2 separate regions of the Homo sapiens genome follow, and region 2 is linked to region 1. Evidence: chromatin loops called from intact Hi-C (ENCODE). Cell type or tissue: HepG2. All regions are shown on one strand. Links, peaks and the distances in the headings refer to the core of each region. The heading gives the core; the rest is flanking DNA.

Region 1 (14,966 bases), core at 5,385-10,384:
GATTACAGGCGTGAGACACTGTGCCCAGCCTGAAGTGCCAGTTTTATAGGGGCTCGTTAATAATCGGGTGCCACTGGTTACCACTGGACAACCTCTCAACATGATGTGGAATAGACCCTTCGTATGCGTGCCTCCAGCCCCCTTTCCCAGAGAACCTCTCAGGACTGCCTGCTTACTCCTATTTAAAGGCATCAAAGATTATCCCACTCCTCAATTTCTGGTTTTGTTCTTGAGCACCAGCCAGGGCACATGGTTATAGAAAGTATTTTCAGTGAAATGCCTACAGCTAAGTCTTAACCATTTGTCAAGACTACAAAAGAAAGGGCCCTGTAACCGCATTCCTCTAGATTAAGTAGCATTTAGCTGGGTTACAGTGGAAGATGGTGCTCATGGGGCAGTGTATGTCCCCGTGTGCTCATTGTTGCTATGTTAGTCCCCAAGGGGAAGACAACCTTTCTAGTAACTGTGAATTTCATCTTTCAGTCTTGCAAGGCAGGGGCCTCCTGACTCACCTGTCACGTAACCGGTTGGTCTTTGCTCCAAGTTTTGGGAGTTGCCCGTGTCCCCAGGTTTTCAGGTCACGTTCTGCCTGCTGAATCATTGTTACAAAAGCAAATTTCTCCTACACTTAATGCTAAAATAGTCTTCTTACCCTCATCTGAATGCAAGCACATCATATTAGAGTCATTTGTTGGAATATTTATTTACCATTCATGTCTGCTTTTAAAAGTTCTTAAACCATTCCAGGCCAGGTGCAGTGGCTCACACCTCCCAAAGTAATCCCAGCACTTTGGGAGGCCAAGGCAGGTGGATCACTTGAGCTCAGGAGTTTGAAATCACCCTGGGCAATATGGCAAAACCCCATCTCTACCAAAAATAAAATATATATATATGTTAGCCGGGCATGGTGGCGGACCCCTGTGGTCCCAGCTACTCAGGAGGCTGTGGTGGGAGGATCACTTGAGCCTGGGAGGCGGAGGTTGCAGTCAGCCAAGATCGTACCAGGTGGCACTCCAGCCTGGGTGAGAGTGAGACCCCATCTCAGGGAAGAAAAAAGTTCTTAAAGCATTCTTGACTCTTTCATATTTTTATGAGTGCCAGGGCTGAGCAGGGCCCTGTGAGTGGGTCTCATGAGGTATATTCAGTGTTTAAAACAGACCCCTCACCCAGGCAGAGGCTCAGTCAGATGCCCAAGCCTCATCCTCAGATATCAGGCTCCATGGCTGACCAGTACAGCCTCTTCCCTGGCAACAGCAGCAAGGGAGACAGAGCAAGAAGTAAGGGTGGGCTGGTGAATGCAGAAAAAGGGAGGCTGCCTGGTCAGACTGTGCCAGGTGCCAGGGTGTACACAGCTCTCCCTGAAAGAGGCAGTATAGGTCTCCTTGGTGCAGACAAAGGTACTGATGGCACAGAAGTGAAGAAACTTCCAGTGAAACACAAGCCCCAATCTATGTGACTGGGCTCCTTGCTCTTCCCTGGGCCTTCCTCCACCTCCCAGCTCCTGGCAGGGACGCTGGACCACACATCATTTGGTAGAATGTCCCCGTGACTGGGCATGAGCCAGCAGTTTACTAAGCCTAAATCCATATATCTTCATTTAAAAAACAGACTAGCAAAACTTTCCATTTTGTAAGAAGTATAATTCTGGTGCCTTTAATATGTCCATTTTCAAAGGCAACGCATACTATTAATATTTATTAGAAACTTGACTAGAATTTTCAAAAGAAACGATTATGTTTGGATGTATATAGTAACTAGGTAGTTTGAATATTAATTTTCAAAGCTGGAAATACTATACAACAATAAATATCTCCTTTATTGTTGTTCTTTTACATTGAGTTTAAATCTATTAATATTAGCCTTTTGCTCTAATCCCCTTTCTCCTGAAGTGATTAAAAACTAAATGTCTTTATTAAAGCAGATATACCCTTTATTTCCAGTAATAGTACCTTTGAAGAGCAAGCTAATTAATTCTTTCTAACTGCTTAATGTAAACAAGAAATACAACAGTTTTGTGAGTATTGCTGCAAAGAAGATAATCACAATTGATCTCCATATCACTTAATTAAACCAGGTCATTCATGGAAAATAATTACCTTCCATTATGGTAAAAAGAATTTGTTGAAAACAAAATGGAAATCATCCTGCCTTTAGTGAGGAATGACACCATTAGTGCTGGGTGGGGTTAAGCAGTGGTTTTATCTGAGGTGGTGGCCGTGTAGGGGATGGGCTGTTTACTGTAATTGCTTGAAAACAATGCTGTATGTGAACGATGGTTTTAGATTAATTTCCTGCTTCCTTTTAGATGTCATTTGTCATGTGAGGATCTATAAAAGTTTATTAACATTTAAACACCCACTTAAAGGATCACATTTTGATAGAAAGTCCATGAGGTCTTCTGGAGCCCCGAGTCTGAAAAATCACAGAAAAATACTTGACAAATCATAGAATCCTCAAGTAGAAGAGGGTCATGAGATAAACCCTGTTTGCATTTTAAACCACTGAACAGCGGCCATTGCAGTAAAATTCCATGAAGCTACAAGCCTTTTAGATATGATCTCATTGGCATAGTATCTTTCCTAAGGAGCTGATTTTTAGCCTAAGGTACAAAGTGATTATGCAATTGTATCTGGATAATCCTGGGAATTGAAAGTTAATTCTTTGGTTCCCATCAGTGGGCAGTTTCCAGAAAGAAAGGAAGGTCTTAAACGTTTTTGTCACTCTTCCTGTTAAATCTGAGCCATTTTCTGTGTCCCACTCCCAATACTGGAGAATTTTAAGAAAGACAGCGGTTCTCATATGTGTCTTTAAAGAACAACCCAGCTTACAGAGAAGTCTTAGCACTTCCCTTGTGCCTCGTAACTGGCTGGGCATCAGCATGCCTTGTCCTGGCTTTGCCCTGGGTCAAGCCATTTTCTTCCGCTAGGCATATGTCTTCTTACTAAATACAAGGAGATTTTAGAAGCCAGAGGATGGGACCCTTCCAATGCTGACTTGTGCACTGAATTCCCCAGGATCCTGTGAATGGGTCCTCAGATGCTGGCTGTTTACCAGGGGCTCGATGTATTCCATGACCTGTTCTCGTGTGTGTCGATGGCACAATGTGCTCTCAGTCCTCTTCTCAACTAGAGTAGTAGACGATACATGGACTTTCAGTATGGTGCCTATTTAGATATTTTTAAATGTAAGTCATTTATAGTCATGTGTTTTTTTGAGGGAAAAAAACCTTCTGTTTTTTCACCATTTCTCCAGGACTCTGGATTGATTTGGAAATGTCCTACAATGGGTCCTTTCTGATGACTCTCGAGACCAAAATGAATTTGACCAAACTAGGTAAAGAGCCTCTTGTTGAAGCCCTGAAGGTTGGAGAAATTGGCAAAGAAGGGTAAGGGGCTATATATGAATTTACTAATCCAATCCTGGGGCACCAGCTTCTCCCTCCAGCCTTTGAGAAGCAGATTTGATGTGTAGTGGCCCCTGGATGTTGAGTGAGCTTCTGTGTAAGTGCTCCTGGACCAGAGCATTTCAGGGAATGGTTTCCTAGTCTCATCCCCAGTGGCCTGTGAGTTCCCAACCCAGCTCAGCTGTGACAGCGCCTTTGACCTCAGTGCTGGTGGTGGTACACATGGAATTGATTACCCAGAAAACATCACTGACTCAGACAAGCAGGGCAGACTCATCCGAGCAATAAAATGATCCTCGAATAGAATCATGAAGATCCTTCCGGTCATAAACAGCAATATGTGGAGCAGGCTGAATCTACCTGCTTTAATCACAAAGTCAGAATTATTTATAATTAGATGATTGATTTTGTAGCACAGAGGGTGCTCCTAAAAGTGTTTTGAGAAGCATTTTCCCTAAATAATACAATATTGACTTGCGTAGTAAATCCCTCTCTTTGTAGATAGTGTATCTGCTGCCTAGGGTTTGTCTGATTTAGTAAATATTCCAAAATTGTGAGGTAACTCATGAAGCTTAATTTTTTTCCCTCTTAAATGCCTAGAATAGATAAACTGGAACTTTTACATCCTATTCTCCTTAAAATTACTGCTTTGACTATAAATTTAAATTATATTATTGTTTTTACCAAATTAAAAATGTTGACTAGAGGCTACTTCTCACATCTTTAGCCCTTTGCATGGAATCAACAGTATGATGACATGAAAATGTCACAAGGAGCTACCTCCATGGGGTCTAAATATAAGATACTGGCTCTTAGACTTTTGCTTGGTTCTGGTACTGACCTAATGCTTTTATTCATGCTTGTGGTAGTAGCAGATTGGGGGAGCTGGGTTATGCATTGGAGAATATTCTTTTACTTAGATTATTCTGATTTATTCAAGTTACTTAATGAAATGTTTCTATTTTAATAATTGGAGAATTTTACCAGCTATATGCAATCTAACCGGTGTCTGTGCTATTTTCCTTTCATTTTTCTATTTGTTAAAATATGTTTGGATTCGGCAATCTGTGGATTTATATTTTCTGGTGAGTGTGGTATTTATCAACTCTCCACATAGCATTTCATACCCTGTAACTTCTGAGTCTTGTTCGGTCCCATGTGAAACCATGAGGAAACCTGTCTTTTCATCACGTTCTTGGACATAAAGGCATCACGTTCTTGGACATAAAAGCCTGAGAGAACCGACACCAGGAGTAGTTAAGAGGCTTTCCTGACAGGGAAAGTCTTATAGACTTCCCCAATTTGAATTGCTGGAGTCCTGATCTAGTCAGACTCAATTCCTTGTCCTGCTGTCCCCACCCCACCCCCACGCATAGCTGAGCACATTAAATCTAGCTCATGACGACAGAGTTGCAGAACCAGCTGCCTAGAAAATGAAGCACCTGAAGCAGAAGCAGTCTTGAAAATGAGATCTAATAAAAAGGGAGTGTGGCAGAGCAACCTCAGGCAGATGCGTTTGTGCAAGGAGCCCTTTCTAGAAACAGCACCATGTGGGCACAGGGGCACAGGGACTCCATTGCAAAGGGGGTCTTGGGCACCGGGGGTGGCAACCAGGCCGGTCCCTGAGGTGCTTGCCACGTATGCGTCCACATTCACTGCTATTCATGCAGCCCTCGTAGCCCAGTTTCAAGTTCATAAACTCTGGCCGATCAGAGGGTGGACGTGTTTCTGGAAAGCTGTGCTTCTCTAGACTGAGTGAAAAAAAGATCCTCTGCTTTAGGAATGTGATGGTATTATATTTCACTTATATTTCTAAAGTACTATTTTTTTCTAGAACAGTCTGTTATAAAATGTTTTGCTTCTTCCTGTGAGGGTGTTAAATTATATGTTGATGTGTAGTTGGCTATCATTTGTTTTTAAAAGTAAGGAGGAATACAATCCAGCAGCACTTCATTTGGGAGAAAAAGGCCCAGAAAAATGGACCCTTACCCCTTTTTTCAGAAAGGACCCTTTCGGGAACCTGAGAGCACTGGGTCCTTCTTTCTGCAAATGCTTCCACATGCACCATTTGGCTCACAGTTTCTAGGAGCATTGTGAATCTCTGAAAGCCCATCCGTGGTTAAGAACCTAATCCCAGAAGTGATTCCAGAATCCACTTCACTTCCTCAGTCATGAGGTTTACGGAATCACCACGCGGCTTAGTAGCAGAGGAGGGACAGGGGTCAGCATACTTATTAGCTGTTTGAAGCGTGTGACCTTTGGAACTGACATCTTCCTTAATATTAAACCTCCAAAGCACGGAACATCTGAAGAATTGGCCAGCAGCAGCCCTTTCCTGCAGGCTCTCCCTGCAGCCCATGGCCACCTGTCCAGGGCTTCACTCCACATCAGGGTCTGCTCCCTGGTGTCCTGCCTGGCAGGGCCTCGGCTTCATCTCACTGCTTTTCTCAGTCCCTGTTCAAGTGTGCAAATGATTGTGCTTTTGCGGAGTCTCTGAGGAGATGCTGCTTAACCTGTGAGATGTCCTCCTTACTGGTAGGAAGTTTGTTCACCTTTAGTTAGCACCCTGAGGGTTAGACTGAGATTTTAACCTGTGTAGCTTTGCCCTAGCAAAGTCTCTTCCCTTTGAAATATGTGTCTGCTGTATTTTCATGGGCATTTTTCCTTTAGTCTTTTCCCAAATAGTCCTTTTGTCGCACACTGCAGGTAACATAACATACAACATTCAGATGGGATTGAGATAGTAACCTGAGCAGCCTCTGCTTTAGGAACTGCCCTGCAGAGGGCCAGAATGAGTTAGTTAAAGGGAGCGCTCTGCCTTTTGGGTGGCCTTTAAATGGAAAGTGGCATGGAAGTGAAGTGTTTCCTATAAGGCACTTGGCCTCTTCCTGCTCCACCACTGCAGTCTGGGCCCTTTGTACAAGTCCCCAAGTCAGAAGGTGGCCCCATCTGACCTCTTTTGGGTTACTAGTTCACATCTACCCCAAACTACCCATCTGCCCCCAGGCCCCTGGTGTTCTGGGCACTGAGTGCCTGCAGTTTACACTGTGACTCAGTCTAGTTTGTGGGTGTGTATGCACATGTGTGCCTGTGGCAGGTGTATAGAACTGATTTTCTCAAAAGAAAAATTAGTGCATTCTTGAGTGTGGTCTCCCTCAAAGCAAACATCTCACAGGGCTTCTTAATTTAATTATGCGTCTTCATTTAAAGCATTTTGGGGGCTTCTTTTTAGAATTGCCTCCACAGTCCGTGACATTCTTTTAGCTATCCTGAGTGACAGCAAATTGTCCTGCTTTGTAGATGGTTTGGACCTTTGAGAAATTGCTAGAAGTCATCAGAGGTGGTGGTCATTATGAGACCAAGAAATAAAATATTTGGTCTAAGAGTGTCAGTGATAAAATAATTCACTTTTTCTTATATATCTGACATTTCCAAAAGATTTTTGGCAGAAGGAACATAACTGGAATAAGCCTTTTAAGGTGTCTCTTTGAAAGGATACCACACTCATCTGGAATTCTGAGGTGTGTTTAAAACAAGTAGGCTAATTACATTCCAGCACGTCTTCTACAAGTAAGTGTGGTGTATCTTCCTCTGAAGTTCATGCTGAGGTCATAAAATGCATGTTCATTTATAAAAATGAATATCAGGCAAACACTGGGCTACACTTATAATTCCTAAGTATTGGGTGCCGCATAATACTGCCCCCAGCGCGGAGAGCAGAGGTACCACTCGGTCAAAATCAGATTTTCACATCATCTGATCAGCTTGAACTGGTACAGCATTACCTAAAGTGTTCACTTCAAGCCACAAAATTTGTCCTGTTCTGTGACCTGCAGAGGATTAACTCAGTAACCTGAGAGCTTGCCACAGCGCTCAGCCTCTGGCATCTTCTGCCCAGGGTTGGAGCTGCCAGATGATATGGCCCAGTGGGGACACAAGGAGCAGTGGCTCAGCAGATCTCACTGGGGTCCCAGAGCTTGCAGGCAGCCTTTTGTGCTTTGTGGGTGAGGAGCAGGCTCCCTGTGCTGTGGGGACAGATTTCACACCTGGCAGCATGAGGTCAGAGAGCCTCAGGCACTGCCATCCTACTGATGGAGAACTCTGATGCTCTTCTGAGAGGGGCGTGTGATCTTTGGGGATTTACATCTCTGACTTTCCTCACCCAAGACCCGGTTTAGGCTTTCATAGGAATTGAATTTTGCTATATACATTTTAAATATAAGATTCCTGTGAGGGCTGCCTAACCACAGCACACTCTGATATGGCTCTGCAGCCAGTGGATACACATAAGCATTTCCTGGACCAGCCAGGCCTCTGGTGGAAGGAGGAAGACTCAGTTACGTGCTGTCCCATGGCCAGGGACAAGAGGCTTTTGTTTCTGCAGAGGGAGTTTCCCTTTAATGTGGAAGTCCAGCCTGTTGGCTGGAGCACTGGCTCTAATGTTTCAGAGTGGGGGTAGGGAGGAGCTGTGTGTCCTGCCAGGGAGGACACAGTCCGGGTCCTCTTACAGCCGGCTCCTGTTTCCAGTGTAGAGGTTTCAGTCCTACCCTCCCAGTGCACAGGGCTGGGGCCACTGCCGGGCCTTCAGTTCCACACTGGCATGTGTGCTGTGCCCTTGGGTGCCTTTGGCTCCTGTTGGTCAGGCGATAACTGTCCCCGTGGGCCTCTGGTGGCCCAAGGACAGCATCAGGAAAACCAAAGGACTGCAGCTGCAGGGAGATAGGCCCTGAGCCCCACTGCCTTCCCTTGTCCATGTAACTGTGTCCTTGTCAAAAATACAATGACCAGCCTCTGCTTGGTGACCATTTGGTTGTGTAATAGTGTTCAGAGACTACTCTGTCCCTTGTTCATTTTGTCCCATTTAAGTCTCTGGGCTCAGACACAGCCCTGCCAGTACTTTCTGAAGCAAAGCCACGGTCCAGGGAGGAAGCTGCTTTCTATAGGCCCGAGGCTCAGCCCAGAAGCCCCCAGGTCCCCTCCGACGGGAACTGGACCCCTCACCTCTGCGGGTAATCCAGCAACCCCACACCTCTGGAACTGAGTATCTGCCCTGGAGAGCTGAGTGAGGGACACTGCTGTCCCATGAGGCTTTCCCTTACTTCAGTCAAAGGAATGGTCTTTAGACATGTATTTTTCCGGAAAATTTCCTGGGTTCTCATGTCAGTTGCTTCCTAGAGTCTCCTGAGACTTTTTGTGTGTGTGTGTGTATGTGGTTGTTGGCTTTTTCTGTGACCCTCAGGAGATAGGGCAGGTGTGGAGTGAAATACGTAATTTCACTGGAAAGGAGTCATGAGTCAAAACTCACTTGGAGGGTTACTAAGCCAGAAAGCATCAGAGTTGCTGAATTAAGCCAGAGCCAAGGGACTTGCCTCAACATCCCATCATCAGTGAGAAGTGGCCATGTCACCAGTATAAGCTGTCACCTCACTCTTGCAACCATCCGCTCTTTCTGTTCATCCTCCCGTGTGGCTCCGCTGCACTGCTGGTTGAAATCACTGCATTTTATGTGCGCATCACACTCCCACCTCCTGTCCTTCTGACGCATGCTCAAAAGCAACCTCTTCTGGGTCCAAGGCCTCTGTGGTCCTGTCAGAGGCCTTGGTGCTGAAGAGTGTCCTGAGCATCTGCGCTGATCCAAGGATTCTTGGATTGGGCCTCTTCTGGTTTGGGTGGGTTGGAGAGAATGACGAGATGTAGTTAACAGTTACATCCCGACCCTGTTGTGGTTGAGTGTGTGTGCATGGGTGTGTGTGTTCTCTTTCTAAGCAGAGCTTGGGTGAGGGCAGGCAGTGGTGGTGACTCTCTCTCTGTCCAGTTGCAGGCCCCGGGCATTCTGTCTGGCGGACAGCGATGAGGAATCCTCCAGCGCTGGCTCCTCCGAGGAAGACGATGCCCCAGAGCCCAGCGGGGGAGACAAACAGCTCCTCCCAGGGGCTGAAGGGTGAGTGGATCAGTGCTTCTGTGCCTCTGAGTCTCCAGGGATCAGGACAGCAAGTTGGGAGTGAACCTTGTTTCCCTTCCTTCCTCTGTGATCTTCCTTCCTCTTTAATGTTGAGTAGATGGTTTTTTTATTAATATCCCAGGTCAGTGGTCTGTTTAAATTCCAGGCAACCAAGCAAAAAGACCCATATAGCTTTCCTTACTAAAATGGCTTTCTGCTGCTGTTTGATTAAATAATAGAGAAGTTGAAGGGTGTGCTGATGATGAAAAGCATCTCCCTGAGCCTTCAGAAGGAACCGAGCATACACCCCCTCCCCCCGGAGAGCCTCCCTCCCCTCAGCTTCAGCTGGAGTGCATTTGCTTCTGTTGAGCTGCAAGTTCCTGCAAAGCAGAAACATTCAGATGATTTTCTTTGGCGAGTTTTGAAAGCGCTGATGACTGAGCTGATCTTTTGGATCATGAACTTCATTTGGAGGGGGTTACTCTTTCCCTGTTAACTTGGGCTGTGAAATGATCAAAGTGCTTAAATAGCCTATCCACAATGATCTTTTAATTACATAAAGTGAATTGAAGAAACTAAAAGAAGCCAAATAATTCAGAAACTTTTATAAGAAAAAACCAACCTATTCACTTTTGAAATCCTACAGGAGATGAGAATTCAGATGTTTGAGGAGTTGGTGCCAAAGTTTGTGTGTATTATTTACAGTCTAGCTGCTTGACCCTCTTAAGAATGATTGCTTTTCCCTGAACACATACTTTTCCTCATGTTCTGGAACTGTGGGGGATTTTAAAAAGCAAATATCCTTTCTTCTGAGTCTCATGGTACATGTGACCTGATACAACAGCTTATTTTCTTGGCCTGTGAGCACGTCAACTTGGTGTAGCATTTTGTTTGTTTGTTTGTTTTCTTGAGACAGCATCTTGCTCTGTCACCCAGGCCTGGAGTGCAGTGGCACGATCATAGCTCAATGCAGCCTCAACCTCCTGGGCTCAAGTGATCCTCCCATTTTAGCCTCCCGAGTAGCTGGGACTACAGATGCACACCACCACTCCTGGCTAATTTTCTGTTTGTTTTTTGTAGAGATGGGGGTCTCACTGTGTTGCCCAGGCTACATTTTTCTTTAAGAAGTTCCAAGCCCTTTGAAAAGTAATTGCCACTCAAGGTAGCCATGTGACACCACCTAAAGACAGTCCATTAATTACTGATTTATGTCCTATTGATGCAGCATGATTTGTTACTTGCTGCATGGAGATTATGAGATTGATATGTCATTGGATTTCTGTCTGGTATTGGAGTAGTATAAAGGAGGACAGGTGAGAAACCTCTGCATGAGGACTTTGTCCAGCTCTCCATTGTCAAGGTTTGGACTGTTTCAGACATTTACACCTTCTCTGAAGTAGTAGTTCTCAACTGGGGGTGATTTGGCCCCCCAGAGGACATTTGCCGATGTCTGGCAACATTTTTTATTGTCATAACTAGGGGGAGTGCTATTGGCATCTGGTAGGTAGAGACCAGGGATGCTGCTGAACACCCTGCAATGCACAGGATGCCCCCCGCCCCAACACAGAATCACCACATCCAAAACATCGAGTGGTGCTCTAAAGTAAGGGGAACGAAGAGCCACAGGTTTTTGTCTGTGAAAAGAGCAAAGTTTGTGCTAACCGCCCTTTGTGTTCCACATTTGAAGGTACGTTGGAGGTCATCGAACAAGTAAGATTATGAGGTTTGTTGATAAAATTACCAAGTCAAAATATTTCCAAAAAGCAACAGAGACAGAGTTTATTAAAAAGAAGATCGAAGAAGTCTCCAACACACCCCTGCTGCTCACTGTTGAAGTACAAGAATGTAGAGGAACCTTGGCGGTCAACATTCCACCACCCCCGACTGACCGAGTATGGTGCGTAGAGGGCCCTCAGGGACAATAAGTGATTCCTCCTATTGCATGGCCACAGAAATCCCAGCCTGCTTAACCTTGAGGTTATGGAAAGTACCTTCTCCCGGGCAGAAGCACTTCCAAACAATTTTCATGGGACCTTAATATTAGTTGCAAATCTGATGGTACTTTCTTCTGTGAGTGGTGAATTCACATTCAAGAATTCATGTTCACATGGTAGGAAAAGTTAAAGTCAATACATGAAGTTTATGAGATAAGCTGTTTCTATTATTGGTCTTCCTCCTCTGTAAAGCCAACTGTTCTGCCAGTAATAACAGCTGTCATTTGTAGATAGCGCCTTTATTCTCTGCCTGGCCCTGGTTGTAATTGCATTACCTGATTAGTCCTCATAGCATCCTGTTGAGGTAGATGCCATTGTTATCCCTACTTTAAAGATGGGGATCACACATCCAACAGAGTCTGGGAAGTTAGGGAGACTTCCCTGAGTTAGGCCTCAATGCTGAGGAGTCAGGAGCATGTGCATTTGGTGTCTGAGGACTGGATTCTCAGCCCCAGCTGCATGTTAAAATCACCTGGGGACTTGCTAAAAATATAGCTATGCCTGGCCCATCCCCCCGGATTTCAGGGGTCGGGGGTGATGAAGCCAGGGTTGAGAGTCACTGAAATAAATTACTGATGAGTTCAGCATCACTGCCTGTGAATCTCAATTTAAAATTGACATGCTAAGTCCTATAAAAATGGGCATAAGTGTAAATAGTGATTGCATAAGAGATCTCATTGTACCATAAACTACACTCATAACAAAAATATAGCTCTGTTCTATCATAGAGTAAAACCAACATGCTAGTACATACCATCGGTATTCAGAAGGATTTGTAGGAATGATCAGAAGAGGGGTTTTGAATTGACTAACCATTTAACGATAATGCTGGTATTTCCCAATAAAACTTTAAAATGCCTTTTTATACTTTTTTAAAGTAATATTTTCATTGTTAAAAAAAAGAGAAAGATTGGGAAAAGGTGAAAAATAGATAAATAAATAAAAACCCATAATCTCACCATCCAGAAATAACCACTGTTAATATATTGTATGGTCTTTCAAACCTTAAAAAAATTTTAATAGTTAAAATTGATACATTTCTTCTCCTTACTGCCAATTCTTTAGATTTATCAGTTTTAAATGCCTCTGCTCAGGGGGAGATAAAATAAAAGGGCTCTAGGATAGTGCTACCCAAGGCATGCTCAAATGCTGAACTATGTGTTATTGATCCATAAAGATAAGTATAGAGTGTTTAGAAATATTTATGGCAACTTGACATTTTTACTGTATTTCCAAAAGCACTGGTCCAGGACAGATTTAAGGTTTTAGATAGTTGATAGCATACAGGGTCTTGTCTGGATACTTTGCCAACAGTTCTGATTGCCAGTCTGCTCCCTCGGGAAGTCATACAAAGCGTATTGTTGGGGTGTAGGATGAAAAAACAGGTTTCAAACCTTATTGATCGACATATGCACAGGAGAATGTAAGGGGAGTTCACCCTACTTCTGTCAATAGTCCTCTCTTGGGGATGACATTCAGAGAGAGGCAGTGTGTCTTTCACTCTCTGCTTTATCTGCTTGTATGTATGTTTTGTTTTTGTAATGTACATATACTACTTTTATAAAAATTGAAAGAAAAAAGGTTATTGCCATTTTAGAAAAAAACAGAAACCAATGCCCAGGTCATGGACTTTTCCAGTGGTGCTTCCTGGCTCTCTCAGTTTGTCAGAACTGTTCTAAATCCGCCACAGCCCTAACACCATCCAGGGAACACAGGGGGTTCACAATTCATACTTTGTGTGTGGAATATTTTTAGAGGGCATTTTCAGAAGAAAATAACATTTTAAGTAGTGATAAAGCCCCATGTAAATGAGAACTGTTTGCTGTCAGTGCCTGTCTCATTCCTTGCTTTGCTTCTAAATGTGGTTATTACTTGTCTTCAAAAAGGTATGGTTTCCGAAAGCCACCACATGTGGAGCTGAAAGCTCGGCCAAAACTTGGAGAGAGAGAAGTGACTTTAGTTCATGTGACAGACTGGATAGAGAAGAAACTGGAGCAAGAGTTTCAGGTAAACCTCTAGTGTTATCTAGTATTTCACACCAAGTATAGAAGCTCTGGGTTTAGCCGAGGTTCTGAACTTCAGCTGGGTCAGGATCCTCTTTTGAAAATCTGATGGTGACCTTCATCCCGGAAGAGTATTACATTTGATCAAATATGGGAATAAAACTTCAGGTACAGTATCAAAGCCCTGAAACTTATCCACAGAACATTACTAAGTCATCTTCAGAGGAAACCCAAAAGATTTGGGTCAGAGCAAAATGATGATGTCTTTTCCCAGCAAGCCTGCCAGGACTGTCAGGCTTTGTTTTCTCTTATGCAAGGCCTGGCCTTGCCCAACTCTTAGCACCCGGCCTGTGGGCAGGGAGGCTGCCCCCTGTTCTTGTGTGCTGTTCACCTTGCTCAGTTTGTTCAGTTCAACAAACATTCCTGGAAACCCTTCTGTGTGCCAGGTACCACCTGCCCTGGGAGTCCAAAGATGAATCTGGCCTCTCCCTCCCCTGGGTAGCTTCTAGTGTAGTCTGGGAGTTCATTAAGCCAGAGCTTACTCTCTCAGCTTTTCTTTCTGCATTTGGCCACCAAAGGTAATAGCAGTATAGCTGAGGCCCTAGGATGAGCTATTTCCATCAAACTTTTATCAGATATTTGAAGCACAGTTGTCTGTCGGGGTTTTATGGATTAGCAAACTATTTACTTTTAATGAAATTCACCTTTTGAAGAAGACCTACATTCTTTTTGCAGTGGTATATTTTGAGTTACTGCCTTAAAAAAATCCTCTTATTTAAAAACTAGAGATTAAACATAACTGATAACCAATTTCTGAAAAAGCTTAATGTCATCACCAAATAGAAAAGTACTTTGAACCTACTGAGGGGAAAGAACATCATGCCTTTTATTTTTCCCTTTTTCTTTCTTTTTTTTTTTTTTTTTTTTAAGACAGAGTCTTGCTGTGTCGCCCAGGCTGGAGTGCAATGGCGCCATCTCGGCTCACTGCAAACTCCGTCCCCCAGGTTCACACCATTCTCATGCCTCAGCCTCCCGAGTAGCTGGGACTACAGGCACCCGCCACCACACCCAGCTAATTTTTTGTATTTTTAGTAGAGATGGGGGTTTCACTGTATTAGCCAGGATGGTCTCGATCTCCTAACCTCGTGATCTGCCCACCTCGGCCTCCCAAAGTGCTGGGATTACAGGTGTGAGCTACCATGCCTGGCCTAATTTTTTGGTATTTTTAGTTGAGACAGGGTTTCACCATGTTGGCCAGGCTGGTCTTGAACTCTGGACCTCAGATGATCTGCCTGCCTTGGCCTCCCAAAGTACTGGGATTACAGGCGTGAACCATCGCACCTGGCCATTAGCTTACATTTTATCGCTAGGATTTATTAATAAAAGGATAATTCACATGGAATATGTGTTCTAGACATAGTAACTGGGAACTACTGTGAACAGCTTAAGCCAATTCTCTTAAATTGTTGGATATATATCAGTGCATATGGGCAACCTTATTATATGTATACAAAATCAAAGGCCACTTCTGCCTCCGAGCTGATATATTAGAGGATTCTCGTATCCATGCGCTGGTATGATTCCTCAACTCTTTCTAAAGTATGTATGGTGGGAGAATTAGTTTG
Region 2 (14,966 bases), core at 5,581-10,580, 560 kb before region 1:
ACTGCAGCCTCAACCTCCTGGGCTCAAGCAATGCTCCCACCTCAGTCTCCTGAGTAGCTGCTGGACATTTTTTTTTTTTTTTTTTTGAGATAGGGTCTCACTTTGTCACTCAGGCTGGAGTGCAGTGGCCTGATCTTGGCTCACTGCAACCTCCACCTCCCCAGTTCAAGAAATTCTCCAGCTTTAGCCTCCTGAGTAGCTGGGACCACACGCATGTGCCACCATGCCTGGCTAATTTTTGTATTTTTTGTAGAGATGGAGTTTCACCATGTTGCCCAGGCTGGTCTTGATCTCCTGAGCTCAAGGTGATCTGCTGCCTCAGCCCCCTAAAGTGCTAGGATTACAGGCATGAGCCACCATGCCTGGCTCACACCTGGCTAATTTAAAAAAATGTTTTTTGTAGAGACGGGGTCTCACTATGTTGCTCAGGTGGTCTCAAACTCCTGGGTTCAAGTGATCCTCCTGCCTCGGCCTCCCAAAGTATTGAGTTTACAGGTGTGAGCCACCATGCCTGGCCATGATTTATTTTATATATAATATATATATTATATTACATACATTATATATATTATATTACATATATTATATATAATATATTACATACATTTTATATAATATATTATATTACATATATTATATATAATATATTACATACATTTTATATATAATATATATTATATTACATGTAATATATGTAATATAATATATTACATATAATATATATATAGTTGGTTCTATTTCTTTGGAGAACTCTGAGAGATATCTGTATGTGTGTACATATATATATAGCTTCTTATATATTTCATTTATATATATGATTTATTATGTATATATCTCTCTTCTATTGGTCCTATTTCTTTGGAGAATCCTGACTGATACACGACTATTACAAATAAAGCTGTTATAATTATTTGTGTACAATATTTTATATGAACATAAATTTTCATTTCTCTGGGATAAATACCCAGGAGAGTGATTGCTGGTTCTTGTGGTAAGTGTACGTTTAACTTTATAAGAAACTGCCAAACTGTTTTCTAGAATGGCAGTACCATTTTGCATCTACTCCTCATTTTAATTATTTTGTTCTATGAGTTAAATGTGTTAACTTCAGCATGGGCTGACATTTGAAGGCTGGTCATGCAGGGATCTTTGCTTACTTGAATTATAATCACCACTGCGACACACATCCTTGTTTTAACTTTCACATATGTAAGCCAAGCACAAAGGTCTGAAGGTTTAGAGATTTGAAATAACAAACCTGGCTGCCTCAGATTTTCTTGGCTGGCACCAGGCCTTGCCAGGCCTTTGAATCAGCTGGGTGCAGGGAAGGGTCACCAGGAAACTCAGGCTGCCTGGACCGACAGGAAGCGTGGGACGAAGCTTACTCCGGGTCTGGCTCGTGGTCAGCCTGGCTGGGGCCTGAGGCTTCCAGGCCGGCACAGTGTGCATGGTCAGGAAACAGCCTGGACTCTTGAAATCACCCCACCCCTGAAAAATGAATTCATAAACAGAGACGCTCCAAGCTCCTTTCTTTGAGAAGTAGCATCTTTTAGCCTGGAATAAAATCAACTTGCAGAGCTGCTATGGTTCCGTGTTCCTCGGGCTCTGCGCACCTCTGCATCAGTGGCAAGTGGCTTTGGGACTTGTTTTCCTGGAGAAGACGGCTATGAAGTTTTCTTTTCTTTTAATTTTTAATTAACTTTTTGTTGTTGTTTTAGAGATGGGAGAGTCTCACTATGTTGCCAAGGCTGGTCTTGAACTCCTGGCCTCAAGCAATCCTCCTGCATCAACCTCTCAAAAAGCTGGGATCACAGGAGTGAGTCACCATGCCTGGCTCTAGAGTTGTTTACTGATGCTTAATATTATTACTTTCTCCTTTCCACCCTCCCTGCACCCCTCACCTCAAGTTAACATGTACAAATATATATATAATATATATCTTTATATATATATTTTTTTATAGAGATGGGGTCTTGCTATGTTGCCCAGGTTGGTCTCAAACTCCCGGCCTCCAGTGATCCTACTACCTTGGCCTCCCAAAATGCTGTGATAACAGGTGCGAGCCACCACACCCAGCCCATATTTTTTATCTTGTCTATGGTTATTATTACCTAACACTATAAGGTTTCTGAACATACTGCATTTGGGTACTGTTTTGACAAATAGATTCAATTAGATATTACAATGGTATGGACCTTTCTAGTTTTATATTATCTCACCTGAGGCAGGTGAACTGTTAACTCCATTTTATCCAGAATTTCTCAGGGCTGGAACCTATAGATTCAGAGCTTTTTTTTTTTTTTTTTTTTTTTTTGAGACAGGGTCTCACTCCCTTCACCCAGGCTGGAGTACAGTGATGCAATCTTGAATCATTGCAGCCTTGACTTTTGGGGGTTCAATGACCCTCCCACCTCAGCCTCTGGGGTAGCTGGGACTGCAGGCGTGTGCCACCATGCTGGGCTAATTTTTTTCTTTCTTTTTTTTTTCTTTTTTTGATTCGGAGTTTTGCTCTTGTTGCCCAGGCTGGAGTGCAATGGCCTGATCTCGGCTCACTGCGGCCTCCACCTCCTGGGTTCAAGTGATTCTCCTGCCTCAGCCTCCTGAGTAGCTGGGATTACAGGCACCTGCAACCACGCCCGGGAAACTTTTTTATTTTTGGCAGAGATGGTGTTTCACCATGTTGGCCAGGCTGGTCTTGAACTCCTGACCTCAGGTGATCCACCTGCCTTGGCCTCCCAAAGTGCTGGGATTACAGGCATGAGCCACCTCACCCAGCCCCCCGTCTGTCTCCTTCCTTTCTTCCTTCCTTCCCTCTGTTTCTCTCTCTCTCTCTCTTTCTCTCTCTCTCTTTTTCTCTTTCTCTTTTTCTTTCTCTTGCAGTGTTTTACTCTGTTGCCCAGGTTGGAGTGCACTGGCATGATAAGGGCTCACTACAACTTGGATTTCCCAGGCTCAAGTGATCCTGATCCTCCCACCTCAGCCTCCCAAAGGGGATTACAGGTATGAGCCACTGCACCCGGCCTTATATTTTTATTTACATATATTTTAGACATTGGAAATACTACAGCATTCAGATCTGCGTACAAAATGTATAAAAATGACTGCTTATCAAGAAGACTACCATGACTTTGTGACATGACTATAGCAGTCTTATAAGTAAATTCTGAGTAGTTAAGCAGATCTAAAATATGGAGTGACATTTAGGCTGGGCGCGTTGGCTCACGACTGTAATCCCAGCACTTGCAGAGGCCGAGACAGGTGGATCACTTGAGGCCAGGAGTTCAAAACCAGCCTGGCCAACATGGTGAAATCCCATCTCTACTGAAAATACAAAAAAAAAAGAAAAAAAAATTAGGTATGGCGGTGCATGCCTGTAGTCCCAACTACTCAGGAGGCTGAGTCATGTGAATCGCTTGAACCCAGGAGGCAGAGGCTGCAGTGAGCTGAGATCATGCCACTGCACTCCAGCCTGGGCAACAGAGCAAGACTCTGTCTTAAAAAATAAAATAAAATAAAATATGAAGTAACCTTTTAAACCATCACATGCCACTCCGAAGCTCACCTGTTTCCCACAATTAAACATTTGCTTGGCTATAGGAGAAAGTGGCAAACATTCTTGATGACCACACTGCAGTGTATAAAACTGGATTTCTGACACTGGGCTCCAGCTTCATTTCCTCAGGGTCTTTGTAGGAGGGCAAGCATTTGAACAGTGTCCAGCTCACACTCCCATTATGCTGTCCTGAACCTCCTCCTAGGGGCAAATGGTGGAGGCGATATAGAAATGGGCAGAGCAGACCACAAACTTCAACATAAGATTCTCCGTGTGTGTGTGTTTTTAATTGAGGTATAATTGATGTGCCATAAAATTAACCCTTGTAAACTGTACATTTCAGTACTTTTACTGTATTCACAGAGTTATGCAACTATCACCACTATCTAATTTCAGAAGATTTCTTCATTCCCTAAAAGAAACTGAGCATCTATTAGCAGTCACTCCCCATTGATCCCTTCCTCCCCAGCCCTAGGCAACCACTCATCTACTCTCTGTGTCTATGGACTTGCCTACTCTGCACATTTTATATACATGGAATCATACGCTCTGTTGTCCTTTGTGTCTGGCTTATTTCACTTAGTGTGTTTTCAAGGTTTATCCCTGTTGTAGCATGGATCAGTACTTCATTCCTTTTTATTGCCAAGCAACATTCCAATGTATGGAGATACCACATTCTGTTTATCCATTTGTCAATTGAAGAGCATTTGGGTTATATCCACTTTTTGGCTTTTATGAATAATGCTGCCATGAACATTTGTGTACAATTTTTTGTGTAAATGTATGTTTGCAATTCTCTTAGATGTATAGCCAGAAGTGGAATTGTTGGGTCATAAGGTGACATAGGGCAACTCTGTGTTTAAGATTTTGAGAAAGCCATCAACATGGTGAAACCCAGTCTCCACCACAAACAAACAAACAAACAAATAAAAAACTCAGCCAGGCGCGGGGTTCATGCCTGTAATCCCAGCACTCTGGGAGGCCGAGGTGGGCAGATCACCTGAGGTCGGGAGTTCGAGACCAGCCCGACCAACCTGGAAAAACCCCACCTCTACTAAAAATACAAACATTATCTGGGTGTGGTGGCAGGTGCCTGTAATCCCAGTTACTTGGGAGGCTGAGGCAGGAGAATCACTTGAACCCTGGAGGCGGAGGTTGCGGTAAGCCAAGATTGCGCCATTGCTCTCCAGCCTGGGCAACAAGAGCGAAATTCCATCTCAAAAAAACAAAAACAAAAACAAAAACAAAAACAAAAAAAGAAAAAAAAAACACCCAAAAAAGTAGCAAGGCGTAGTCCCAGCTATTCAGGAGGCTGAGGTGGGAGGATTGCTTGCACCTGGGAGGCAGCGATTGCAGTGAGCCGAGATCGCACTACTGCACTCCAGCCCAGGTGACAGAGCGAGACTCAGTCAAAAAAACAAAAATAAACAAAAAAAAACTTCAGCATGCTTTCAATTTTGTTTTTGAAATTTATCCATAGTGATATATGTGGCTCTCGTTCTTTTTTTTTTCAGCTGTATGCAATTTGTTTCTCTGGCCTTCTGTTGATGAATATTTGAGTTGTTTGTAGTTTTTTGCTATTACAGACAGAGTTGCAGCGTGCGTTGTTGTTTACTCCGTTTCGGGCAAGTGTGTGAGCTTATGGTGTATATCCGGAAGCAGAACTGGTGGACTGAAGGATTTGTTCACCACTGATTTTACTAGCTATGGCCAAATTGTTCTTCAAAGTGACTGTAGTAATTTACACTCTGGCCAGCAGTGTGTGTGAGTTCCCATTTCTGCGTGTCCTTGCCAACACTTGCCATTGTCAGTCCTTCAAGCTCCTGCCAAGCTGAGGGATACAAAGTGGTCTTTCCGGGTTGTTTTAAGTTTCATTTCCCTGTTAATGAGTTTGGAGGCTCTTTTCACATGCCCTTGACCATTCTGTGAGTTTCCTTTTAATATCCTTTGCCCATTTTCCACTTGGGTTGTTTGTTATTTTCTTCTTGATTTTATGGGAGTTTTAAAAAATATTTTCTGAAAATGAATCTTAAAGTCTGTGGCTTTATTTTCAGTGTTGTTATGGTTTTTAAATTTTCCTTCTTGTTTCCTTTCTTTCTTTTGGTAAGAAGTTTCTAAAATAATTTTATAGTATATCCTTTTTCTGTCTTATTTGAGAAACTCTTTTCTACTCTGCTATAAACAAAATCCCCTATATATTTTTTCTAACCATTTTTGGAGTTTTGCCTCCACATTTAGGTCTTCAATTCACCTATAATTTATTTTTGTGTATGCTATGAAGTAAGGATCAAGCTATTTTCTCCCATTTGGGTAACTAATTAGGCCAGCACCACTATCTTCTTTTCACTGATCTGTAATGTCTTCTCTGCCATATATTGTTTTCATATGGCATGGGTCATTTTCTGGTTATATTTTGTTCCACTGGGTTCTTTGTTTCTCCCTGAACAAATACTACACTTTTTTTTTTCTTTACACTGGATCTGGCTCTGTCGCCCAGGCTGGAGTGCAATGGCACCATCATGACTCACTGCAGCCTCTGCGGACCTCCTGGCTTAAGCAGTCCTTCCACCTCAGCCTCAGCCTCAGCCTCCCAAGTAGCTGGGATTACAGGTGCACACCACCATGCCTGGCTAATTTTTGTATTTTTAGTAGAGACAGAGTTTCATCATGTTGGCCAGGCTTGTCTCAAACTCCTGGCCTCAAGTGATTTGCCCGCCTCGGCCTCCCACAGTGCTAGGATTACAGGCATGAGCCACTGCACCCAGCTGGATTTATTCTTAAGCATTTTATAACTGTTGTTGCTATTGTAAATGGGACTTTTCGTTTTTGTTTTTGTTTTTTTTTTGAGATGGAGTCTTGCTGTCATCCAGGCTGGAGTTCAGTGGTGCGATCTCGGCTCACTGCAACCTCTACCTCCCGGGTTCAAGAGATTCTCTTGCCTCACCCTCCTGAGTAGCTGGGATTACAGGCGCCCGCCACCATGCCTGGCTAATTTTTGTATTTTTAGTAGAGACAGGGATTCACCATGTTGGCCAGGCTGGTCTTGAACTCCTGATCTCAAGTGATCCACCCATCTTGGCCTCCCAAAGTCACAGGATTACAGGCATGAGCCACCGCGCCCAGCCTGGCCCTCCAGTGTTAAATAGAAATGGTGACAATGGGCTTTCATTCTTTGTTTCTGCTCTTAAAGAGAAGGCTTCCACATTTCCATTATTATTTCTCCTGTGTGTTTTGATAGAAAATGTTCATCATGTTAAGGAAGTTGGCAGCTAGTCTAGTTTCCTATGGATTTGTTATTACTGTTATTTATTTATTTTTGAGATGAAGTCTCGCTCTGTCACCTAGGCTGGAGTGCAGTGGCGTGATCTCGCCTCACTGCAACCTCTGCCTCCCGGGTTCAAGTGATTCTCCTGCCTCAGCCTCCTGAGTAGCTGGGATTACAGGCACCTGCCACCGTGCCCAGCTAATTTTTGTATTCTTAGTAGAGACGGGGTTTCACCATGTTGGCCAGGATGGTCTTGAACTCCTGATCTCATGATCTGCCCGCCTTGGCCTCCCAAAGTGCTGGGATTACAGGCGTGAGCCACGGCACCCGGTCACACTTTGGTTTTTTTAGTAGGGACGGGGTTTCACCATATTGGCCAGGCTGGTCTCAAACTCCTGACCTTGTGATCTGCCCGTCTTGGCCTCCCGAAGTGCTGGGATTATAGGCGTGAGCCACCACGCCGAGCCTATTACTGTTATTTATGAATGTTGAATGTTATTGCATGCTTTTTCTGCTTTTATTAAGATGATCCTACATCTTTCCTCCTTAGTTATTCATTTTCTTTATTATGAAATACTTCAAAAACAGAGAAATAGAGAATAGTACAACAGCTTCAGTAAGAGTTGTCAGTCACAGGCCATAGGAGCCAACTCTAGCGGTTTAGGTGGTAAAATGATTCATGAGGAGGAGAGTGGCATCTCTCTGAATTACAGGGAAGACTGGTTCTCTGAACTGTAGATGCTGCTGCTTGCTCCTCCCACCTCTCCAGCACTGAATCCTTCAGACTGCCAGTAGCACTGCTGCACCTGCTCCAGGAACTCTATCCTATGCCACTGGAGGTGGGGCTACTCATGTTCCATTTCACTTAGGGCTGAGTGTTTTTATTTTTAATTTTGTTATTTTTATTTTTGAGACTGAGTCTTGCTCTATCGCCCAGGCTGGAGTGCAGTGGTGCCGTCTCGGCTCATTGCAACCTCCGCCTCCCAGGTTCAAAGGATTCTCCTGCCTCAGCCTCCCAAAGTGTTGGAATTACAGGCATGAGCCACCACGCCTGACAAGGGGCTGTTTTTATATAGCTGAGCCCAGGTCATCTGCTTATACCGTAGATATATAGGAAGAAGGTTCAGATGTTGGGTGGCCAAAAGGAAAGACATTTGTCTTTCCTTCCCTGCCTGCTGGATCAGTGACATGAGGATCCTCAGATGGCCTGAAGGAAGCCTTAGCTTCCAATTTATCAGAACCATGACCATGGTAGTACAATCCCCTGGTAGAAACAGTTCCCACCTCAGGCACTAGAATATTCAGACTCCCAAATCCAAGGTCATAGGGATGGGCAGCAAGAGTTCTTCAAGTGTGTTCTTAGGTGTAAGCATGAGAGTAGCTACTCTTTCACCCTCTGTTTCCTAGATATACGCTTTCTTTTTTCTTTTCCTTTTTTTTTTTTTTTTTTGAGACAGAGTCTTGCTCTGTTGCACAGGCTAGAGTGCAGTGGTGCAATCTTGGCTCACTGCAACCTCGGCCTCCCAGGTTCAGGTGATTCTCCTGCCTCAGCCTGCCAAGTAGCTAGTATTACAGGAGCCCACCACCATGCCCAGCTAATTTTCTTTTCTTTTTTTTTTTTTTTAATTTTTATTTTTTTAATTGATCATTCTTGGGTGTTTCTCGCAGAGGGGGATTTGGCAGGGTCACAGGACAATAGTGGAGGGAAGGTCGGCAGATAAACAAGTGAACAAAGGTCTTTGGTTTTCCTAGGCAGAGGACCCTGCGGCCTTCCGCAGTGTTTGTGTCCCTGGGAACTTGAGATTAGGGAGTGGTGATGATTCTTAACAAGCATGCTGCCTTCAAGCATCTGTTTAACAAAGCACATCTTGCACCGCCCTTAATCCATTTAACCCTGAGTGGACACAGCACATGTTTCAGAGAGCACAGGGTTGTGGGTAAGGTCACCGATCAACAGGATCCCAAGGCAGAAGAATTTATCTTAGTACAGAACAAAATGAAAAGTCTCCCATGTCTACTTCTTTCTACACAGACACGGCAACCATCCGATTTCCCAATCTTTTCCCCACCTTTCCCCCCTTTCTATTCCACAAAACCGCCATTGTCATCCCGGCCCGTTCTCAATGAGCTGTTGGGTACACCTCCCAGACGGGGTGGTGGCCGGGCAGAGGGGCTCCTCACTTCCCAGTAGGGGCGGCCGGGCAGAGGGGCTCCTCACTTCCCAGACGGGGTGGCTGCCGGGCAGAGGGGCTCCTCACTTCTCAGATGGGGCGGCTGCCGGGCGGAGGGGCTCCTCACTTCTCAGACGGGGCGGATGCTGGGCAGAGGGTCTCCTCACTTCTCAGACGGGGCGGCTGGGCAGAGACGCTCCTCACCTCCCAGATGGGGTCGCGGCTGGGCAGAGGCGCTCCTCACATCCCAGACGGGGCGGCGGGGCAGAGGCGCTCCCCACATCTCAGACGATGGGCAGCCGGGAAGAGGCGCTCCTCACTTCCTAGATGGGATGGCGGCCGGGCAGAGACGCTCCTCACTTTCCAGACGGGGTGGCGGCCGGGCAGAGGCTGCAATCTCGGCACTTTGGGAGGCCAAGGCAGGCGGCTGGGAGATGGAGGTTGTAGCGAGCTGAGATCACGCCACTGCACTCCAGCCTGGGCACCATTGAGCACTGAGTGAACCAGACTCCGTCTGCAATCCCGGCACCTCGGGAGGCCGAGGCTGGCGGATCACTCGCGGTTAGGAGCTGGAGACCAGCCCGGCCAACACAGCGAAACCCCGTCTCCACCAAAAAAGTACGAAAACCAGTCAGGCGTGGTGGCGCGCGCCTGCAATGGCAGGCACTCGGCAGGCTGAGGCAGGAGAATCAGGCAGGGAGGTTGCAGTGAGCCGAGATGGCAGCAGTACAGTCCAGCTTCGGCTCGGCATCAGAGGGAGACCGTGGAAAGAGAGGGAGAGGGAGACCGAGAGGGAGAGGGGAGAGGGGAGAGGGGAGAGGGGAGAGGGAGAGGGAGAGGGAGAGCCCAGCTAATTTTCATATTTTTAGTAGAGACGGGGTTTCACCTTCTTGGCCAGGCTGGTCTCAAACTCCTGACCTCCTGATGCACCTGCGTCAGCCTCCCAAAGTGCTGGGATTACAGGCGTGAGCCACCACGCCCGGCATCTAGATGTACACTTTCTAGTTTTGAAGGAGACAATTCCAAATGTTAGCAGCTTTTAAAAGACATAACTGCAACCTGTAGGCCAACACTTGAAGCCAACAGGGTGTTGTCTCCAGGCTAACCCTGTAAATGAACTTTCAGCAGCCATTTCACCGCCCTCTAACCCAGCTGCTTCTGGGTGGTGGAACTTTAACTTTACGTCTCTATTAAGTCAAGTCTGAGTTAGCCATTGTAGACTATTCATGCCAACTCCAAAGCCCAAACCTGGGTGAGTGTATCAGTGAATTCAGCCCAATCAAGCCTTTTATTTATTTATTTATTTTTATTTATTTATTTATTTTTTGACACAGATTCTCACTTTTTCACCCAGGCTGGAGTGCAATGGCACGATCTCGGCTCACTGCAACCTCTGCCTCCTGGGTTCAAGCGATTCTCCTGCCTCAGCTTCCCGAGTAGCTGAGACTACAGGCATGCACCCACCACCACGCCCAGCTAATTTTTTGTATTTTTAGTAGAAACAGGTTTCACCATGTTGGCCAGGCTGGTCTCAAACTCCTGAGTTTGAGGAGTTTGAAGAGTGATCCGCCCGCCTCAGCCTCCCAAAGTGCTGGAATTACAGGCACGAGGCTCTGTGCCCAGCCAAGCCTTGTGTTTACCATCTTTAGGCTAACACAATGCTTAGAATCCTCTCCGACACGTGCTCCCAAGACCCTTGTGGATTTGAACTGGCAAGGTCCTGCCACTTCTTTAGTGTATAGACATTCTCTTTCTAGAGCAGGCCTTGTACTGCCCAAGTGGGCTATGTTGGGATCTAACTCTCCTTTTGATGCTGGAGGAATGAAGAGAAGATCTGGTGTCCCTTTTTAGTGAAGCAACTGTCCTAGGTGCAGTCACAGAAGGTTCCTTAGGCAGGGATAAGTTGGTTACCTCTACACGGGAGGACCTGCCTGAACAGACAAGGGAGCTTTGAAGGATTTGAGAATTCAAAAGTGCCAGAGTCTCAGCCTTGTCTGTGACCACTTAGATGCTCCTATTCTAAGTCTCAGGGTCCCACTACGTCCCCACTATGCCCTTTCCTAAGCATTTACTTGGAACTCCTACATGCACAATGAGGCCCTGGGCTGAGTCTTCCATCATATCCACCCTGAAAGTATAGGAGATGAAGGCTCCTTCGAAGATGCCACCAGACCTTTCTTGCTGTCTATTGCATTCTCTGTTCAAGATTCACAGCATTTTTTTTTTTTTTTTGAGATGGATGGAGTTTCGCTCTTGTTGCCCAGGCTGGAGTACAATGGTGTGATCTCGGCTCACCACAACCTTGGCTCACCGCAACCTCTGCCTCCTGGGTTCAAGCGTTTCTCCTGCCTTGGCCTCCCGGGTAGCTGGGATTACAGGCATGCACCACAATGCCCAGCTAATTTTGTATTTTTAGTAGAGTTGTGTTTCTCCATGTTGGTCAGGCTGATCTCGAACTCCTGACCTCAGGTGTACCCTTAAAGGAAATGCATGCCTTCCCCTCCTTTTTATTGCATCTGTAGGCTGCAATGTGGCCACAGTGGGGGGAGCTGTATTGAACTACACAAGCAACAAAATAGAGTCTGAATCCCCAGCAACTAAGAACTGCTAACAGAGAGACAGGAACAGTTTGGGTGTGACACTGGAGTCAGGCAGCCTTGGGTTCAAACACTGATTCTGCTAATCCCTAGCTGTGGACCTCGGGTGAAGAATTTAACCTCACGGTCTTCAGTTTCCTTAGCTGTAAAATGCTGGGAGGATGCAAGGAGCTGTCATAACGAAATTGCCTAGCAGTGTTCATGGTCCAGAGCAGGGTTTTAACGAACAGAAGCTGGCATGTCACCACTCTCTGTCCCTAGGAGCCTTGCCTTTTGCCTCCCTTTTCTGCCTTGATCCGCGCCCCCACCCATCTCTCCTCCCGTTCTTTCTTCACTTTCACTTTCTGGTCTGCCTCTTCCTTAAGCTGGACTCTGTGACTGTAGGTGTGTTTAATGTTTGGCTGCCTTCAGGAGGCCAGCAAGGCTCCCTGGCCAACATTTTACTTTTTTTTTTTTTTTTTTGAGACGGAGTCTCACTCACTCTGTCGCCCAGGCTGGAGTACAGTGGCGCGATCTCGGCTCACTGCAACCTCCGCTTCCCGGGTTCAAGTGCTTCTCCTGCCTCAGCCTCCCAAGTAGCTGAGACTACAGGTGCTCACCACCACGCCCGGCTAATTTTTGTATTTTTAGTAGAGAAGGGGTTTCACCATGTTGGCCAGGCTGGTCTTGAACTCCTGGCCTCAAGTGATCTGCCCACCTTGGCCTCCCAAAGTGCTGGGAATACAGGCAGGAGCCACCGTGCCCGGCCATGGTTCCCTGGCCAACCTTTTACTTATTCCTCTCCCTTCTACAATGATGCTTCTCCACCACATCAAAAGGTCCTCTCCTTTCCTCTTCCACAGCCATTGGCTGCAGGGAAATCGCCAGGGACAGAGCTGCAACTTGCCAGGCCAGCCCTGGAGGCAGCCCTGGAACCCTCTTGCTCCCTCGACCTTCTCCCTCCCCTTTCCCGGGAGGCCCAGGAAAGGGAGCTGGCACCCTGGGCCACTGAGCCAGTGGCAAGGCTCAGCCAGCAGGAGGAGAGCAGCGGATCAGGACTGCCTCAGACCTTTGATAAACCAGGTCTTGGAAGAAGGCCACTTACTCTTCTTTGTGTTTCTCTGTGTGCTGATTCCTGAGATTTGCAGGACATGTTTAATATTTGCTTGGAGAATCTATGAAAAGAAAAAGAAAAACAGAGAGGGAAGGAAACAGGAACCAAAATGCCACTTATCCCATGAGGGCACTGAGGCCTGGGCTCTGAGTCTCTCTGTTGCTGGCGGGGGCCAGGCTTCCTGTGGTGGGAGCGGCAGGCCTCCCTTCTCAGGCGTGGGTTCCACCACGGCTTGAAAGCCCCAGACCACCTCGCCCCTCCCTGGGAACTCAGCCTCTTGTGCAGCCACATAAAGGTAACCAGTGTCTGGTGGCTTGATAGGACAGACTTGTGAGGGACTTCCTGCCTTTTGATGCATGCCATTCCTGAGAGCTGGGCCGGGCCTCTGAAGAGGAGAGGTCCCTTTCAACTTCCTGAGTGTCTCAACGTTCAGACTCTTGGGGTTTGTGGTTAGAGACACTGGTATGAAGATTGTGTTCTATAAAGTATGCCCTCCGGGTCCCATAAAGCTAACAAGGCAAAGCTTTGTGAAAACACCCCCTAACCAAATGGACCAAGAGGGTCTGAAAAGCCCTTGACCTTGGAGCATTTTTTTTTTAATTTTTTGAGACAGGGTCTCGCCCTGTCGCCCAGGCTGGAGTGCAGTGGCATGATCTCAGTTCACTGCAACCTCTGCCTCCTGGGTTCAAGTGATTCTCGTGCTTCAGCCTCCGGAGTAGCTGGGATTATAGGCACACGCCACCATGCCTGGCTAATTTTTGTATTTTTGTAATTTTTTTTTTGTAGAGACGGGGCTTCACCATGTTGGCCAGGCTGGTTTTGAACTCCTGACCTCAAGCAATCCACCCACCTCGGCCTCCCAAAGTGCTGGGATTATAGGCATGAGCCATCATGCCCTGGCCCCTTGCAGCCTTTAGTGAAGAATGAGTGAAGGACTGGAAGGTCCGGGCAGTATGAGGGGATCTGCCCGAGGGAAAGTGTGTTAACAGCAGGACCCTTCTGCGAAGCCACCCGACTCCACTCCAGTACCTCGGAGCTGCCTTCAAATGTAACATGATTCCTCCAGCACTCACGGTTGCTAAGGGCCAGATAGACATTCTTTTCGTTTTTTAATTTAAATTTTTTTTTTTTTGAGACAGAGTCTCACTCTGTCACCTAGGCTGCAGTACAATGGCACCATCATGGCTCACTGTAGCCTCAACCTCCCAGGCTCAAGTGATCCTCCCACCTCAGCCTCCCAAATAGGTGAGATTACAGGTGTGCATCACCACACCCAGCTAATTTTTTAACTTTCTGTAGAGACGGAGGTCTCTCTTTGTTGCCCAGGCTGGTCTTGAACTCCTGGGCTCAAGTGATTCTCCTGCCTTGATCTCCCAAAGTACTGGGATCACAGGTATGAACCACTGCACCTGGCCTCATCCCTGCATTCTAATCCTCTTCTCACAGATGGGGAAACTGAGGCTCAATGAGGTTGAGTGACTGCTCCAAGAGCACACAGAGGTAGGATTGGAGCTCAGAGCTGGCTGACTCCAGATCCAAGATCTTTATGCTTCACCAGACTGCTCCCCACAAGACTATAGGGTGTCAGCAAAGTTGAGAAACACAGGACATACACGCTCACTCTCTCCGCTATTAATTACCTGGCTGAAGTAGTGTTTGTCAGTTTCTCCACTGTAAAGTTACTCTTTTCTTCCCGTTTTCCATACCATCCTCTTTGGTCATTCACCATGTACAACCCACGTTTAAGGAGTGGGAGTTATGAGGTGGAGTATCTACAGGAATTATCTGGAACACTACATGGGAGATTTGTCTTTTGTCTCTATTACTTATTTATTTACTTTTTTTTTAAGTGTATGCTACTGACATTTTCAAATAATATGCTCATTATGTTTTCAGGCAAAGTATCTTTTTTTTGTTTTTTGAGATGGAGTTTCACTGTCTCCCAGGTTGGAGTGCAGTGGTGCAATCTCGGCTCACCGCAACCTCTGCCTCCCAGGTTCAAGCGATTCTCCTGCCTCAGCCTCCCGAGTAGCTGGGATTACAGGCACCCATCACCATGCCTGGCTAATTGTTGTGTTTTTAGTAAAGATGGGGGTTTCACCATGTTGGTCAGGCTGGTCTTGAACTCCTGACCTCAGGTGATCTGCCCGCCTCAGCCTCAAAGTGCTGGGATTACAGGCATGAGCCATGGTGCTCAGTGGGCAAAGTACCTTTACATTGAGGTTTTTGTTTTGTTTTGTTTTAGTTTTGAGACAGAGTTTCACTCTTGTTGCCCAGGCTGGAGTGC

What was found. Hi-C counts contacts between places; a loop is a spot of excess contacts. Peaks named below come from ENCODE experiments on the same cell type or tissue, not always from the same donor. Only the 100,000 strongest peaks of a DNase experiment are listed, where the experiment ranks them.
Region 2: a loop joins it to region 1, with 14 times the contacts of the local background. A loop is called at or near these places in 1 of 110 quality-filtered maps.

What each region holds. Positions count from the first base shown.
Region 1 is chr17:64,149,220-64,164,185 of GRCh38, reverse strand. It overlaps TEX2 (testis expressed 2), which reads left to right. Exons shown (of 12, transcript NM_001288732.2): 8 at 3,253-3,385; 9 at 9,219-9,344; 10 at 11,032-11,241; 11 at 13,225-13,345. Among named protein-coding and RNA genes, the nearest start is that of SNORA50C, 10 kb to the right of the region's middle. In HepG2, for the core only: no CTCF peak of the experiment used is centred there; a DNase peak (open chromatin) is centred at 7,815; H3K4me3 peaks cover 641 bases.
Region 2 is chr17:64,710,840-64,725,805 of GRCh38, reverse strand. No RefSeq gene overlaps it. Among named protein-coding and RNA genes, the nearest start is that of SMURF2, 56 kb to the right of the region's middle. RefSeq lists an enhancer at 12,764-12,813. In HepG2, for the core only: no CTCF peak of the experiment used is centred there; no DNase peak of the experiment used is centred there.